Linked DNA regions of Homo sapiens: region 2 is linked to region 1. The links are chromatin contacts, found by Hi-C or POLR2A ChIA-PET in ENCODE. All regions are on one chromosome and are shown on one strand. Each heading gives the region's core, a stretch centred on a gene start or an enhancer-like site at or near the end of the contact. The rest is flanking DNA. Distances are from core to core; before and after follow the strand shown.

What was found. A loop is a pair of places that touch in the nucleus more often than their neighbours do. ChIA-PET counts read pairs that join two places held with the same protein, here RNA polymerase II (POLR2A). Pooled maps may share reads with other maps.
Region 2: a pooled map shows a loop between it and region 1 (5-fold over the local background). The contact joins the promoter of ZNF217 here to the promoter of TSHZ2 in region 1. A Hi-C loop is called at or near these places in 7 of 50 pooled maps. POLR2A ChIA-PET finds 5 or more read pairs at or near these places in 2 of 52 experiments (GM12878 and activated naive CD4-positive, alpha-beta T cell).

Annotation. Positions count from the first base shown.
Region 1 is chr20:52,971,093-52,973,644 of GRCh38, reverse strand. TSHZ2 (teashirt zinc finger homeobox 2) reads right to left here and starts at 1,287. Exons shown (of 3, transcript NM_173485.6): 1 at 312-1,287. The coding sequence starts at 351.
Region 2 is chr20:53,592,561-53,595,112 of GRCh38, reverse strand. ZNF217 (zinc finger protein 217) reads left to right here and starts at 1,274. Exons shown (of 6, transcript NM_006526.3): 1 at 1,274-1,357. RefSeq lists silencers at 254-1,093, 1,184-1,263, 1,754-1,903, 2,324-2,552.

The DNA.
Region 1 (2,552 bases), core at 38-2,537:
CTCAATCCGACTTTGGCCCGAGAGGCAAGAAACAGACTGGAAGAAAGTTAGGGGTGGGGTAGAGGGTGGAGGAAAGAAAGTTTAAGGAGGAAAGGCTTGGTGGGATAGCTCACCCCAACCCAACCGGAGCTTGGAAGGGGAGGATTTGGGAGACCAGAGAAGGCGAGAGAGGACGGGGTTATTAGAAGGGCACCCGGCGCAAACTCCCCCGAAAGCTTAAGTGGGTGGTGCCCCCGGGCACCCAGGGGCAAGGAGGGCGGGCGAGGAGCTCGGCGCACAGGGCAGCCCCGAAGCGGAGCCGTTTCTCTTACCTGCCGCCCGCTTGGGTGCCTGCTGTTTTCTCCTCGGCATCCTCTACTTCGCTCCAGTCCCACTTCTGGCGCCCCAGCCCCGAGCCGCGCGCTGGGGCCCGCTGTCTCTCTGGCCTCTCTGGGTCTCCTCCGCCTCTTGCCCGGTGGCTCCTAGGACGTCACTCGGCCTCTGTCCCCCTGACGATCCCCCCTGCAACTCCTCCACCACGGGCCAGAGACCCCCCTCTCTGGGTGGCAGACACGGGTGGCTTGTGCCGGCTGCTTTGAAGTAGAGGTTGGTTCTGCCTTGTTTGTTTGTTTGTTTATTTTGAATTTTTTTTCCTCTCTCTTTTTTGTTTTTGCTTTTGGAATTTTTTTGGTTTTGTTTTTGCGGTTTTTTTTTTTTTTGGTGACTGTTGAGACACTTGATTTCTTTATTAAACATCCAAGCCCGGGTTCGGATGGAAGGGACGAGGGGCGCACACGCGCCACAGGCACACTCGCGCGTAAAGATAAGGAAAAAAAAAAGGCAATCCTGGGAAGGTAGTGGGTTTCTTCTTTTTCTTCTTCTTCCTTCTCCTCTTTCCCTCCTCCTCCTCCTCCTCCACCTCCTCCTCCACCTCCTCCTTCTTTTCTTCCTCCTCCTCCTCCTCCTCCTCGCCGATCTCTATGGCGGATTCGTGCCGGGGGGAGAGCGATCACTCACTGTAGGTTTGTGGCTGCTGTCAGATCCCCGTCTGTGAGTGATATGCGAGAGGACAGGAGCGGGTTTTGGAAAGACAGAAAATCTGGAATTCACTCACTCACACACACACACAGACACACACACAGACACTCACACACGCACTCACACGCGCACGCACCCCCGCTTCCTCGCACACACACACTCACACCCCCCACATATGCACACACACACAAACACACACACACACCCTCGCACACACACACAAGACAGGGCGAGGCGATGCCAGCAAACATCGATCCCGCTGAACAAACTGAACATTAACAAACTCCTCCTCCTCCTCCTCTCCCCGCGACCTGATGACAGGGAGAAATTTACTCCCCAGCCGCAGAGCGCCAGGCAGCGGGAGCCTATTAAAGGGACAGCGTCCCGCAGGGGAGAGGGGCTGGGGGCGGGGGCCCCGGCGCGCCGGCCCAGGCCCCTCTGTGCGCCCTCTCCGCCGGGGCGAGGGCGTGCCCACCGGGCGCGGGGACACCCCTCCGGGAGGCGGAAGGGGCGGGGGCGGGAGGAAAGGAGGTGAGGAGGGAAGGGGTGCGGGAGAAAAGGAGGCAGTGTGATGATGGCTGAACTCTGAAGCTGGGAGGCTGTGGAGGGAGATTCAGGGGGGCCAGGTTGGCTGACCAGCAGGGACCATGCACAATCTTAGGAGAGGGAGAACTTAGGTTTGCTCGGGGCTGGGAAGGGGGAGGGGACCTTATCCAGTGAGGATCTCCATCCTGTAAGTCTTAACCTGCCCCCACCAAAATGTGCTCCCCACGACCCCTTCAATTTAGTGCCCCTGTCCCTCCCACTTTCTCGCTAATCAATGGGTGGTCACAAAAACAAAAATCTCCCTTCTGTCTACTTTAAGGTCTAATCATATACTCCTCTTTTTGTTTCCTTTGAAGAATGTTTATTGAGCATCTACTATGTGCCTATTCTGGAGACACAGAGGCCACAGAGAAAGGGAAGGTGGTGGCCATGTTGGTATTTATATTCTAATGGGGGAGTGCAGACAAGTGCCCCCCAGCTATCCAATCTTTGCTTAAATGTCCCCTTTTCCCAAAGGTCTACCTCACCTAAAATACACACACACACACACACACACACTCCCTGCCCCATTTCTCCATTTTGTTATTCCCCAGTGAGCTGATCAGTGAGTGTCACACAGGTTATAGACAGTTTTCTATTCTGTTGATTGTACAAGTTCCCCTCTTGAATGTAAGCTCCAATGGAAGGAAGGATTTTTGCCTCTTTGTTCTCTTATATCCCCAAGTGCTGGCAAAGCACAAGACATATAATAAGTGCCCAGTAAAATATTTGTTGAATGAATGAAAAGTAAGCAAGCAAATAAACAGGATACTTTGAGTGATTCGCTCCATGAAGACGTTAAGCTGAGTGCTGTAATAGTGTCTAAAAGGGGGTGGGTGGCTCTAGATTCAATGTAGGATATGGCATTTGAGCACAGAGAGATTGAAACAAACATGTGATTATTGAGTTCTGCTATCGGCCAGGCACCTTTTGAGGTGTTGGGGGCAAGT
Region 2 (2,552 bases), core at 25-2,524, 620 kb before region 1:
AACGCTTTAAATGAGTTGTGCGTAGGGAGGAGGGGAAAGGGTAGCGGTTTTTTTTTTTTTTTTTTTGTCCCTTTTTTTGTCCCCGGTTTCCTCCAAATGGATTTCTATCAAAACCAAGTAGATTCTTGGAACCTAGGCTAAGTTTAGAAATCTCAAGTTAGAATAGCGCAAGCCCAGCCCTTTCAGAAAAAAAAAAATCACAACAATTAAATAGCTTTCTGAAGATACTCATTTAAAAACTGTTTATCTTCTCGACCTTCCTCAAGCTTGAAGAAAATCTTTGGTGTTTTTCGCGCACAGCTGCCTTCTAACCCGCGAGCAACGGCGTTAAGGTTTTTGTTTGTAATTCGGGGTGACCCAGGGGTTCGGGCCGCGGGCCCCTCCCCTCGCCCGCGCACACCTTGCAGAGGAGGGGGCGGCGGGGACAGGGCCGGATCTGCGCCTGCGCACACCCTCGCGGCCCCCTCCCTCCGGCCTCCCCGGGTACCTGTCACGGCTACCGCCGCGGCGCGCGCCCGCCACGTTAAGCCGGATGGCGGGAGGAGGGGTGCGGGGCGGGGGGCGCGGGGAGGGTGGCACGGCGCGCGCGTGCGCGGGAGTCGCCGAGCGAGAACTGGGAGTGCGCGCGCTCGCCGCTCGCTCCCGTCCCGGAGGCGGAGTCGGCGGCGGGGGGCGGAGCAGGGGCGCGCCTATGCTAGTCACGTGGGCGCTGGGGCGGGGCCGGGGCGGTGTGGGGCGTGGCCGGGCGGCCGGTGAAGGCAGGGGGCGGGGCGGCCGGTGAAGGCAGGGGGCGGGGCGTCTCCGAGCGGCGGGGCCGAGGGAGGGCGCAACAGCTGCTCCCTGAACACTTTCTGACCCAACAGTCCCCCAGCGCCGGACGCGCCGCGCCCCGGCGGCTCTAGGGACCCCCCGCGCCTGCACTGTCCCCGCGCGGACGAGTAGGGGGCGCCCGCGCCTTTGCCCCCGTGCGCACCCCCGCCCCGCTCACCTTAGCCCCGCGCCCGAGGTGAGCCCGGCCCCTATATTCTCCGGGCGGGGGTGGGGGTGGGGGACGCTCCTTTTTTGTTGGGGGGGGGTCTTGGAGGCGCGAAGGCACTAGGCTCCTCGGCGGATGGCTGCACCCCTCGCCCGCGGCTCCCCGTGTCTTTTGGGGGGCCGGGTGCGGGCGCGGAATCCGGGAGGTGTCCGCACAAAAGGCTGAGAGAAACTCCGCGACGCCTCCCTCCCTCCCTCCGCCCTCCCCGCCCCCTCCCCTCCGCGCCCGCTCCTCCTCATTCAAACCCGGCCGGCCCGAGTGGTGTCAGCTCAGTCCCGGCCGCCGCCGCGCGAGGAAATGGCCGAGGAGCCGGAGCCGCAGGTAAAGGGGGCGCGCCCCCCGCCCGCGCCAGCCGGGGCGCCCGCCCGGTCCTGCGGAGGCTCCCGCGCCGCCCCCGAGGCGCCCGGCTCTCGTTGTCTTGTCCCCCCCCAGGATGACCTCAGTTCCCCGTCTCAGCTTTCTATCCGCTCCTCTAGGGCGCCCCCTCCCCAGCCGGCTCCTGCGCTTCCGCCCGCGGGAAGGTGCGGGCGATCCCGGGCTGCATCCGCTCTTGGCCGTCACACTCACGCCGCACGATTCAGAGGGGCTTGGGGTGCGGGGTTCCCTGAATCTCCGCCGGGAGCGGGGGTCTGCGGGGGTGGGCGGTGGGGGGCTGTTCCGAAAAGTTGGGTCGCCCCGCGGGGCGGGTCTCCCAATTTGCCCAGTTGGCCCTTGGGGCGCGGGCGGAGGGGGAACGTCGGCGTAGGGTCCCCCCGCGATGCCCGGGGAAGGGCCGGGGCAAGTTGGAAGCGGCCAAAACAATGCGTCCGGACGGGCATCCCCCCGTAAACAATGGCCGGGACGGTCCACTCGGGCCGGGCGGAGGGCGCCTCTAAGGGACCGCGGGAGGGGCTGGGCCTCGCCGCGGACCCCGACGCGCGCCCCGTGACTCCCTCGGGTGCCCAAAAATCTGTCCCCGGGAGTCTTGGGGCGCCTGCTCATCCCTGAACAGGGATGCACGGGGCTGCGTTTCCTGGATGTGTGCGATAAGGTGGCTTTTTTTTTCCCTCCTCTAATTTTAAAGATTTTTTTAAGTCTTAATGTTCTATAAACACTTAAAGAATATCTTTACAACTCAATTCTAGTGGAACACCCAAAGCCAGCTGGAAGCAGAACTGGGAACTCTAAAGGGCAGGAAGGATTGAAATGCTAGCCCAAAAGTGCTGCTGCTTTTTTTTTTCTTTTCTTTTTTTTTTTTTTTAAGGGAAGTTTCTGCCAGGAGGTGCCGAGTGGTGAAACCGCTCAGTTTCAGGCACAGCCCTCTTGTCTCTCGATTTGGCCCCGACTGCGAGCCGGACGGGATGGTGGAGAGGCGGAGGGCGCTGCTGGGGGCCCGGGAGGCTGGATTTGGGGCTGCCTGGGCGGTCCCGCCCGAGGGGCAAGACCCGGCACGCGGGGCGCGCGCCGGAACCTGGGTCCCGGGAGTTTGAGAAGATGTTCAGGGCCCGGGTTGGAACCCACATTTTGGGATTCTGGG